Regions from separate parts of the Mus musculus genome. Here region 1 is linked to region 2. The links are chromatin loops, found by intact Hi-C in ENCODE. Cell type or tissue: heart. All regions are shown on one strand. Links, peaks and the distances in the headings refer to the core of each region. The heading gives the core; the rest is flanking DNA.

The links. A loop is a pair of places that touch in the nucleus more often than their neighbours do. Peaks named below come from ENCODE experiments on the same cell type or tissue, not always from the same donor. Only the 100,000 strongest peaks of a DNase experiment are listed, where the experiment ranks them.
Region 1: a loop joins it to region 2, with 8 times the contacts of the local background. A loop is called at or near these places in 28 of 42 quality-filtered maps.

The regions. Positions count from the first base shown.
Region 1 is chr2:151,873,496-151,878,495 of GRCm38, reverse strand. It overlaps Rspo4 (R-spondin 4), which reads right to left. Exons shown (of 5, transcript NM_001040689.1): 5 at 3,828-5,000. Among named protein-coding and RNA genes, the nearest start is that of Rspo4, 33 kb to the right of the region's middle. In heart, for the core only: CTCF peaks have their summits at 2,201 (motif pointing left) and 3,785 (motif pointing left); a DNase peak (open chromatin) is centred at 2,175; H3K27me3 peaks cover 1,448 bases.
Region 2 is chr2:151,991,538-151,997,293 of GRCm38, reverse strand. It overlaps a transcript of Slc52a3 not described here. Among named protein-coding and RNA genes, the nearest start is that of Slc52a3, 5.4 kb to the left of the region's middle. In heart, for the core only: CTCF peaks have their summits at 843 and 2,323 (motif pointing right); DNase peaks (open chromatin) are centred at 823 and 2,403; H3K4me3 peaks cover 1,533 bases; H3K27ac peaks cover 1,106 bases; H3K27me3 peaks cover 4,382 bases.

The DNA of each region.
Region 1 (5,000 bases), core at 1-5,000, 120 kb after region 2:
GTTTTATTTTTTAATATTCCAACTCTACTACTTATTTTTTTAAGTCTTGGATACCCTGTTTATGAAAAAATATTAAAAGAGCTCACTACAGAGAGTTCAGGATAAATTTTGAGTTCCACATTAAATGGCTGCCCTAGCTTCTGGCTCCAACATAGTAAATGTTTGTTGAATCAATGTAGTTCTGAGCAGAGTCGCATTGGCAAGTGTGTATCCAAACCCTCTCACACATTACCTTGTTGAAACCTCACATTGACAGCATGGAAACTACTCTTACTCCCTTTTAAAGATGAGGAGACTGAGGGCCGGGAGTGCAGGCTCTTGTCTGTGGCCCATAGCTGGGCAGGGTAGAGATGGCAGCTGTGGCCTTGTCCCATTCTTACATGTTCTGCCCTAGGAAACAGATGTCAAGATCAAGCCACTGCAGCTGTGTAGTCCTGTGAAACAACTCTTCCTCCACCACAGGAGCAGGAAACATGGCATCTGCATGATGTGTCATGATCTGGATTTTGAGAGGACTTGTTCTACTCTCCTATGCTGTAAACCAAGGCTCGTCCTTTAGGAATGAAACAAGTGTCAGGAAGGGCCATAGATGTCAGTCCAGAGATGCCCGATGAGGTCCTGGGCTTGAGATGGTCCTGGCCACTGTATGATGTGGCTGTGGTATGTAGGGGGAGGTGCTGATAGTAATGTCTGTTTCCCTAGTTTGTTCTTGATTTGGTCAATAAAGGAGGCCAAGAGTCAACTGTTGGACAGAAGGGACAGGTGGCACTTCCGGGTCCCAGGAGGAAAAGGAGACTCAGGAAAAGAGAAGGGGCTTTTTGGCTAGCTTTTGGGAGGAGAAACACAAAACAACTATGTAAGATCTCAGGGAAGCTGGAACCAGCGGCCTCTGCCAACAGCGGATAGTCAAGGAGGTCAGTGGAGACTAGCTAATAAATTTAGGGCAGGAGGTTTTGTGTTCAGCAATTGTGTTAGCCAACAAGTTTTAAAGCAATAAAACTAAATACATGGTTTTTTTTATCTGTGCATTTAAAGGTCTTGGTGGTGATAGTAATGCAAACCCTCCATAGTAGAGTTGGGTGGTTTGTCGTTGTTGTTCTAACATTCCAACTCTACCACTTTTTGAGCCCTGGATTTCCTATTTGTCATGCTCATTTTATTCATGTTGAATTACAATGCTCATGGGTTCTGAGGGTCAGGAGCCCGGGCAGGGCAGGAGGGCAGCCTTCACTGGAAGATCCCAAGGCGGGGGCTGGAGAAACCCCTGCCCAACTGGATTTTCCCACTGCAGGTCAGGGTATGTGTGTTCCACATCAATGAGGAAGACAGGTGGAAATGCTGGGTGTTGGGGTGGGCTGAGTGATGGAGACCCAGGACAGGAGCAGCAGCCTCAGCATTGAGCCTGTGGTACAAGATCTGGCAGTTTCCGAGACTGCAAGTTGGGCTGGGAACTGATCCCTGGGCTCTTTGTATAAACAGTGGCTTCTACCATTGGTATTGACTGAACACACAGGAGGAAAGGGTCTGGGTCCTTATAACCAGTATTCTGCAGTATGAGGAACATAGTAGGCATCGTATGCATTTTTTTTTCTGAGTGGATGAGGCTGATGGATCTAGATGAGTTTGTTTCTTCTATAAGGTGGCTGACAGGGTGTGTGAATATGCAAAATATGTGAATAAACTTAGGTATGTAACAGGAGGTCAGGGAAATGTGACATATTACAGTCTCTACTGAATGGATGGATTAGAAACTGAAACACAGCTGTAAGGCTCTTAACACCTCTACCATACACTGGGTGCTAAGCTAGTATGTTTCACCATCTCACCATCACTATCATTTTTATTGTTAGAATGTACATTTCCAAGTCAGAAGGGACCCATAGGATGAATGAAATTGTCTTACAACTAGCTGGGGTGTTCACTGTCACCTGGGGCAGGTGGCTGCAGGTTACTCATGGCTCTCCTGGAATGTTGGACTGGTCTTCTGAATCAGGTTTCTGTTCTGGGCTTGGATTGGCTTGGGACCTGGGTCTGGAGTCTAGACATTGTGTGCTGCAGTGAAGGCCATTCCACTGACGTCACTGTTCAGTTGAGTGGGAGGCAGCCTCTCACTACCTCCCAGGACCGCAATATGCCCCCAAGTTCAAGAGAGAGGGCAACGACCAGGCTGGCAGTTCGTGATTGAGTGACTCCCTCTAGTGGCTGTATATGGGAACATCAGGCTGCACACGGTGAAGGATCGGGTAGAGATGGGAGGGCTGAATCAGAAGACCTGGTACAACTGGGCAGGAATGGAATGGGAGGGGCAAAGCATCACTGTCTGTCACTAGAACATTACCGAGGGGCCAACCTCCCTGGCCTTCTCCACTAGTCCAACCAGCTGTAGAACATTTCAGAGTGATCCTAGCATTGCCTGGTGAAGCACCTGGGAGCATGGTGCATCTCTTACCAGGAAGGCGGGAGAGATGTACATGAAGTCATACCTTGAAGCCCTAGGTTACGGTGGGGGCTCTGGGAGAATTTTTTTAAACTTTAAAACATTCAAAAATTATTGTAAAACTATCCAGAGCTCTCAGTTAGGAACACAGTGTCAGGTATCAGGTCCCCCACCTCATAAGGGCATGGCTAGATAATTGCAGGCCCAAGACCTTCCACTCTTGTCCTGGAATTTAGAGCCTCCAGTGTCCTAGAGTTCAAATCTTAGCAGGAAACTCCAGGCAGGACATATCTGTATTTCCCCTATCTATCCAGACTCAGATCTTTGAGCTGTGTGGTCAGACCTGGGGCTGTGGCTCTCAATCCTGATCCTGGAACCCCAGGAGCCCTTCCCCCAACTTATCCTAGAATAAGTTCTTCTATCTTATTCAGCTCTCAGCTTGTTCATAATGTACAGGTCTGGGTGGAACCCTGGAATCTGAAGCTGTGAAAACTCCCTTAGAGCACAGCACGGGGCAGAACCTTCCAGATGCAGGCAACAGAGCCAGACCAGCCTTGTCTCTTCTTCATTCATCACAAGGAGTAACGGAAGTCCCGAACTGATATAGGGCTTGGCCCAGACTCCCAGCTAACTGCTCGCAGGCTGGGCTTATACCAGGTCACCAGCAGCCCAGGTCATTCCCATGAGTCAGTGAGATTGTGCTTCTGGAGGCTCCTGGCTTCCAAAAAGCCATGTAGATCACAAGTTGGGGCTTGGGCTGTATCTAGTTCAGGAGTCTGAGGGTTTCTGGTTTTTGCATCTGGCTGAAGCTCAAGCAACTACTCTCTCTCTCTCTCTCTCTCTCTCTCTCTCTCTCTCTCCCTCTCTCTCCTTCCTCTGTATATGTGTGTGTACACACATGCATGTGTATGTGCCTGTTGCGTACAAGTGTGAAGAGGCCAGAGGATAACCTCAGTGTTGCCCAGCGCTGGCCAAGCTTTTTTGAAACAAGGCTCTTTACTGGCCTGGCTCCTGCCTCTTGGGACAGGCTGACTGGCCAACAAGGCCCCGGCATCTGTGTGTTTCTGCCTCCCCAGTGCTGTGACACAAGGTCGTGCCTCTGTCTGGCTTTTCCATGTGGGTGCTGAGGGTCAAACTCAGGTCCTATGCTTGCAAAGCAAGCACTTTAATGATGGAGTCCCTGAAAGCCTCCTTCTTAGGAGGAACTGGCCAGCATTCCAGCAGGAACCCTGTCTGTCCCCAGTCAGTCCCCAAGAACCTTGGCTCCCTCTGAGCCAGAACACTCTGGTGGAAGCTGCCCCAGGAAATTTAGAGCCCACTACTGCCACCCTCTGGACATGGTGGTCTCTAACACTATCTGATGACCAAGAAGTCCTCAAAGTTTCTTTTTATCTTTCTTTGAAAAGTAGCTGGGAGTCTTGAAATAAGAAAGCATTTCAGAGGTGTGAACTTCTGCAGAGAAGCTGGGCCCCTGGCCTGGCAAGCAGGGGTCCCAGCTGTTCTCAGTGGGGCATCATGGAGGAACACAGCTACAGGGTCAGGAGTGGTGCTGGGGACCCCCATCTGTCAAGCGTAGTGTGACTGTGAAGGTCCCTGTCTGAGTGACATTACTTCTCATGGCGTTTCTCTCCTGCCTATACCACATCCTTCCCCAGCTATCTTTGGGCCCTAATGCCCTGACTCGGAGCTCCCAGAAACAATGGCAGCTCCTAGGCCAAATGGCAGAGGTTAAGACAGACTTGCCATTTGGTTTGTTTTACCTGAAGGCTCCTCCCAATATCCCTCCCACCTGCAGTTGAGGGTATCACAGTGAAAGAAAACACTCAGGTTATCCATGTGAGAGGCCACCCCAACTGCTAACCTGGCAATTTTCTATACTTCTCTAAACACACTGGAGCTTCTTCATAGATGTGATGTGCGGTCCAAAGACAGAGTAGAGTGCCCATCACTTCCTTAGACATCAGTCTCTATGGGTACGATGGGCCTCGGGTAGCAGAGCGGTGAATGGAGCGGGTGGGACCATGTCTAAGCTCCATTTAGCTTCAGTAGCCTTTGGGATTATTTCATAAGAGATCACAGCCCCACCTGATCCTGTGCATGGGTCTCCAAAGGCCTTGGGAGGGTGGTCAGCTGGAGAAGGGTCATGGGCACTATGAAAGGGAGACCAGAGTGGGATGGGGATAGGGGTGGGGTAGGAGGTGAGGGTGGAGAGGTGGGAGGATGACCAGAGGGTGTGTTACAGGCACTTCCAAGGGGATGTGCTCATGGGCCTGGACCACTGTCTAGCTAAAGGGCCCCTAGCTAAAGGGCTCCTATACCACCATCCTGGATAAGAGGTTCAGGCTGGGCCTTCGGAGGTCCCAGAGTTTGTCCCTGGTGGCCTCATCGCAGAGGCAATGGCTGAGTGCTGTAGAATCGGCCTTGAGGGACTGGCCAGGTGAATGGTTCATATAACTCCGGCTGCAGGGTCTCTCTAGCTAGAAGCAGAGCTCTCAGGACTTGTCAAGTTGCACCCAAACCTATTCCTATAAAATTGTAACTTTGCAAAGATGGAGTCAGGACA
Region 2 (5,756 bases), core at 1-5,000:
GATACATATACATATACGTGTGTGTATATATATATATACATATACATACACACACACACACACACATATATATATATATACATACATATACATATATATATATATTTTATAGTGGGGCTGGGAGCCCGAGAAGGGTGGGTGGGGCGCCCTCTGGATAGGACAGTTCCTGGGGAGCCAAGGTGAGGAAGTGCTCCTGTCTGCAACCTGTTTGTCCTGTCGCCAGGGATTCTTTCTTGTCGGATCAGCTTAGCTCCGCCCATTGCCGGCGCTCATTTATCTGAAAAGATCGCAACTACAAAGTTTGGAGCGGTCACACAGGCCTGTAATTTCAGCTCTCGGGAAGTTGAAGCAGAATCAAAAGCCAGCGTGGACTCCAGAACAAGACACTGCTATGTCTTTCTGAAAACAAAACTAAAGGGCCGTCAAATGGCTCATCAGGTAAAGGCGCCTGCGCCCAGCCTGCCAAACTTGAGTTTGATCACCGGGACCCATATGATGGAAGGAGAAAATCGATTTCCGTAAGTTGCCCTCTGACCCACACACACAGTGTTGCATTTGCCCCCTCCTCCCCTAAATACATGTTCTAGAAAAGACTCTGGTTCATGAAGAAACACAAAAGAACAACTCATCCATAACTGGTACCTGCAAATATGTAGATCCTCGGGCAACTCGAGGTGGGGCTCACGTTCCTTGGAGAACCCCAAAAGTAGAGACCAACCTGTCCCCATCTGGCCAGGTCGCACAAGAAGGAAGGTTCTCGTCACACCACAGGCGCAGTTTCCTGACCGCGCCCTCGAGTAGGAAGTCCAGGCGCGAAGGCGCCGCTGCAGTTCATAAAGCAGCCGCCAGGGGCGCAAAGCCTGCGTCTACAGAGGTGTGTTGGGTGGGGGCAGGGAGGGGTAGTTCTTAGAATTTCACTGCTAAGTGCTCTTACCACCACTCCAGGGTGCGATCGGTGGGTCCTCAAAGCTAAGAGTGAAGAGAAGATGGGAGTGAAGCATGAAATGTGAGTGTGGCTAAAGTGCCAAGAGAGAACAGGGTTAGGGAAGGACTCCAGACCATCCAAGGACCCATTTGCTTCCTTTGCGGGGCGGCAGCACCTCGCAGTTTAAAAGCAGCTGACCACACACTCAAGAATACAGCTCAAGAGTGCGGGGCAGGGAGGGGTTGGTAAATATACACCAGGTAACTTTATTCGTTTGAAAACCATCCTCACGAATATACCCCACAAATTCCTTAGGGATGTATGTGTGAAATTTAGCATCCACAAGAAACATGTAGAAGCATTGATAGTGGGGTGGGGGTGGGGGTACAAGGGCGCAGGAAGGGGGAGGGAAGAAGGAGCAAAGAGGACTTTGGCCTGAACAGATATGTTTTAACCATCTGTGAATATGTAAACCTGTTGATTATTTAAAACCTAAACTTATAACATACTTTAAAAGTAACAAAAATATCCGATGTGGGCTGGAGAGATGGCTCAGCAGTTAAGAGCACTGACTGCTCTTCCAGAGGTCCTGAGTTCAATTCCCAGCAACCACATGGTGGCTCACAACCATCTGTAATGGGGATCCTATGTCCTTTTCTGGTGTGTCTGAAGACAGTGACAGTGTACACACATATATGGAATAAATAAATCTAAAATAATTATATCTGATGCTAATTTATGCTGCACACAGGTTGAGGGAGGTGACAGGTCTCTTTATTCTTCTGTGAAAACTACAATTAGCAGGCATGTCTGCTAAATGTGACTAAATGTAGCTATTGATAGGGCTTGACCCAAAACTGTAAACTTACACGATGAGATTTTAATATTTTTAGTAAGTCTATTGCCCGGTTCTCTGTAGATGACAGTATCAAGTTTCAATGTTAAAAAGTTGGACACACCTGTTTTAGGCATGCTGGGGAGTGGAGGTGGAGGGAATCTCATACATACAGATCATAGGTAAGGGGTTATATGCCCTCTAACCAAGTCTGAGGAATGGGGTGGGGCAGAGAGCCAATCCCGGGTGTGCAGGCAGGGATGGACACTTGTACACACCTTTGCTGCCCAGTAAAAGGCTGGACCCGGGGAGTAAAGGAACGTGGAAATACCCCTCTCTCTGCTGAGACAGAGACTCCCCACTCACAGAGCAGGGCTAGTGCGGGGTTATAAACGGTGGGGGAATACCTGGTAGTACCCTGCGTGGATGCTGCGCAATCCCGCACCACGAGAAGGTGTGAGCAGGTCAAAGTGTTAGTTTGGTTGAGGCCAGGAAGATTAAGAGCAAACTTCACGCTGACTGCTTGCGCGGAGAATTTGAGTGCTTGCAGGTTTGAGAAGTTGTCACCAGGTGGCGCTGGCTGGATGACTTGAGAAGGGCCGTGGAGTTGGTAGAGAAGATCTGGGATGGGCGTTGTCTTCCCCGAATTTCACTGTGTTCTCGGCAGGGAAGGACAGCAGGGACATGTCCCCCAAATAGACCTAAGATCTTCCCTATGGACTGCGTGTCAGACTGACCTTTCCAGAGATGCGTAGGACCCAGGATCCAGCCTTTTACAAACCTCCACAGGCACCGCTCCCTCAGCCTCCTTCATGGCCTGCCTAAAGGTGGCAATCTCCTGGTTCACTGTCTGCTCTCTCCCCCCTTCACTTGAGACTCGGCCCTAGCGATGCTGTTTGCCTGTCCTGTCTCTGCATAGCACCTCACTGCCCCGTCCGGCCGCCAGTATCCTGTTCACTTGCCCCAGGAAGCTGGGTGGCTTCTCTTCCCTCCCTGCCTCAGGCTTCACTCAACTCCTTAATGGCCCCCTTGCGGTTTGCACCATGTGACAAACTTAGTCCCTGGGTCAGGAGCTTTGAATTCTTTGTTCCCTTTCCCTGAGGCAGCTGCATGGCTCCTTCCTCAGCAAATTCAGGTCCCTGCTAACCTCCCCACCCCCAGCAACGAGGCAGGGTTTCTCTGTGTAGCCCTGGCTGTCCTGGAACTCACACTGCAGACCAGGCTGGCCTTGAACTCAGAGATGTGCCCACCTGCCTCTGTCTCCCGAATGCTGGGATTAAAGGTGTGTGTCACTCCCATCCTTGGCTTCTCTGCTCACTCTTGCCTCTAGAAGTGACTGCTTCACTAAAGTAACCCTGTCCCAATGCCTAGCTGGTCAAGGTGCTCTGGAACTTTGTATGTTGCCCTTTATGGTATACTGTGTGTTCATTTGTGCATCCTGTTTAGGGTCTGTCTCCCCACTAGTGTTGGGGAAACAGGGACCATATTTGTTCTGTTCATGGCTGAGGCCTTAGTATTTGACTCATGCTCTGCAGACAACAGTGCCAGGTATGGTAGTGCAAGCTTGTTACCCTAGGACCTGGGAGGTAGACACAGGAGGATCTCCAGTGCAAGGCCAGCCAGTGGTGCATATATCTCCAGAAAACGTGGGCAAGGCACATAGCTCAGAGGCAGAGGTCCTGTCTGGAATGGGCTTGACTCTGGTTTCTCTCTGAGGCACGGGTAGACTCCCACATTCCAAGTCTACAGCACCAGAAGGAACTGTAACATAGCACATGGTTAAAGGGACCAGAGAGATGGCTTAGCCATTGATAAGGCTAGGCTCACAGGTGTTTAAAGTTTGGATTTGGGGATAAAGGAGAGGGAAGAGGTGAGGGTAATTGGGGCTCCTACCTGAGCAGGGCATGGCATCTGGAGTGGCAGTGCAGAGAGACACAACTAAGGAGGAGAAGCCTAGCCTGCTGGTACATAGCCATCCAAGACCACGGGCAGAGTCCTGCCCTTCCCTTCCATGTGCCCAGCCTTTCTGTGTTCTGGCCATCTTTCCTCTGTGAGAGCGTACAACAGCCAGAGAGTGAGAAGGGATCTGGGTGGCCAGGGGACAGGCTGGACCTCAAAGGGGGAGACAGAAGTGTCGGCCTGACACAGAGGTGTGAGTGAGGAAGGAAGGCTGAGCCCTGCAGCAGGACCTCAGCTCACTGTGACATCGCTTGGTCTCTAGGGCGAATAGCTGAGCTGTGCCTTTTTCTTCTTGCTCAGTCTGGTGTGCAGGGACACATGGTTTAGAGCAAGGTCCTCAGAGCACCAGAAGCCATCTCCAGGGAGGAGAATCAGGGGTCCCAGGGGAAGGGGCCACGGACACCGAGATACCCAGGACTGGTGTGTCTGCGCAGAAAGTTTTTCCTACATCCCGCTCTTGTCTCCTCCTACTGAGTTCAGTCATTATCCAGAACCAGCCGTGATGTTTGTGTTTTGGAACATTCTATTTAAATCAACATGCTTAGGTTGTATTGGAATCCTTTCAGTCTTACAGGACACTAGCGACATTAAGGACCACACGGCCATCATGCTGGCCTTCCCAGCACCTGTGTGTCTGTGTTGTCTCTTCCTGAAGCTCTTTCTGCAAGTTAGAAGTGTGGGGACTTTTCCTCACTAGACACCTTAGCCTGCAGCTTTGACACCATAGCCTTGAACAACAGCGGACACACCGATCCCCTGCTGTCCTTCAAGTGTGATTTCTAGTTGACAAGGGCTTTGCAGTAACGGTAAACTTGACACAGTGCACCCCGACAATGGAGCCTGCTCTGATCCTCTCAGGGAGATGCGGTCAGCAGGGTAACCTTAAGCAGTGTGCGAAGGATGCCTTCAAACCCATATCTTAAGATTTGAGGGGCTGGTGAGATGGCTCAGCAGGTAAGAGCACCCGACTGCTCTTCCGAAGGTCCTGAGTTCAAATCCCAGCAACCATATGGTGGCTCACAACCATCCCTAATGAGATCTGACGCCCTCTTCTGGTGTATCTGAAGACAGCTACAGTGTACTTACATATAATAAATAAATAAATCTTTAAAAAAAAAAGATTTGAAAGAGGAGGGAAGTCCACGAAGGAGTCCCTTGGTCTGAGGTGTGGGAGGTGGCCCCTGCCATAGGGGAAAAGGTGACAGTGGCCTCTGAGATTCTTTCTGGGAATGTCCTACAGGCCCTCTGGAGCTGTGAGAGTCTGGAGGGTGTGGGCCTTCCCGTGTTCTGGTTTGTTCAGAAAAGAGGCATTGCAGCCCGGGCCAGGTCATATAGGAAGGCTCAGTGCTCCAGGCCTGAGGCTTTCTGTTCTCACTTTGTTCTGGCCCAGGTAAACCCTCCAGCCTTGGGTGTGGACATGAACATCTGAGGCAGGACAGCTGAGGGTGACAAGCATGGCTAAGCCCAGCACAGTAGGAGTGCAGGCGTTTGCTGAAGGAGCAAATGGTATTTGCATCTCACCTTTTCTTCCGACAAGTCTGCCTCTGGCGTTTGGGTTGGGTTTTTGGCCTTCGCCTCCTCCACAACCCATTGCTTCCCTTATGGCTATCTGTGGAGTACTCCCTGTGTGCTGGGCTGTCTTATAGGCAGGGAAGGGCAGGCTAGACCCCTGCATGGGGTACAGGAAGTTGGGACAAGTAAGAGGACAGGAAGATAAGGGGCCACGGGTGTCATCATCCATTGTGTTAGGATGCACTGAGTTCCCGAGAGTGTTAGGGACTTTACAGCCAACTGTTTAAGTGGAAGGGAAAGAGAGGCCGGGAAGAGACACAGAGGTCGAGGGAAGGTTTAACACTGGGAGCAGATGGTAGACAGGAGCCTGCTGGTGCTCGAGGCTCATAGGAGAGGGCTAGGGATAGTGTTCAGGCAGGATGCAGGAGGGGAGTCTGGGCCAGGGGGCTGAGTAGGCACCTGTGGACTGCAAATCTGAGACAGTATTGCAAAGCCAAGGTCACTTGGGTTTGATTAGCATGTGTC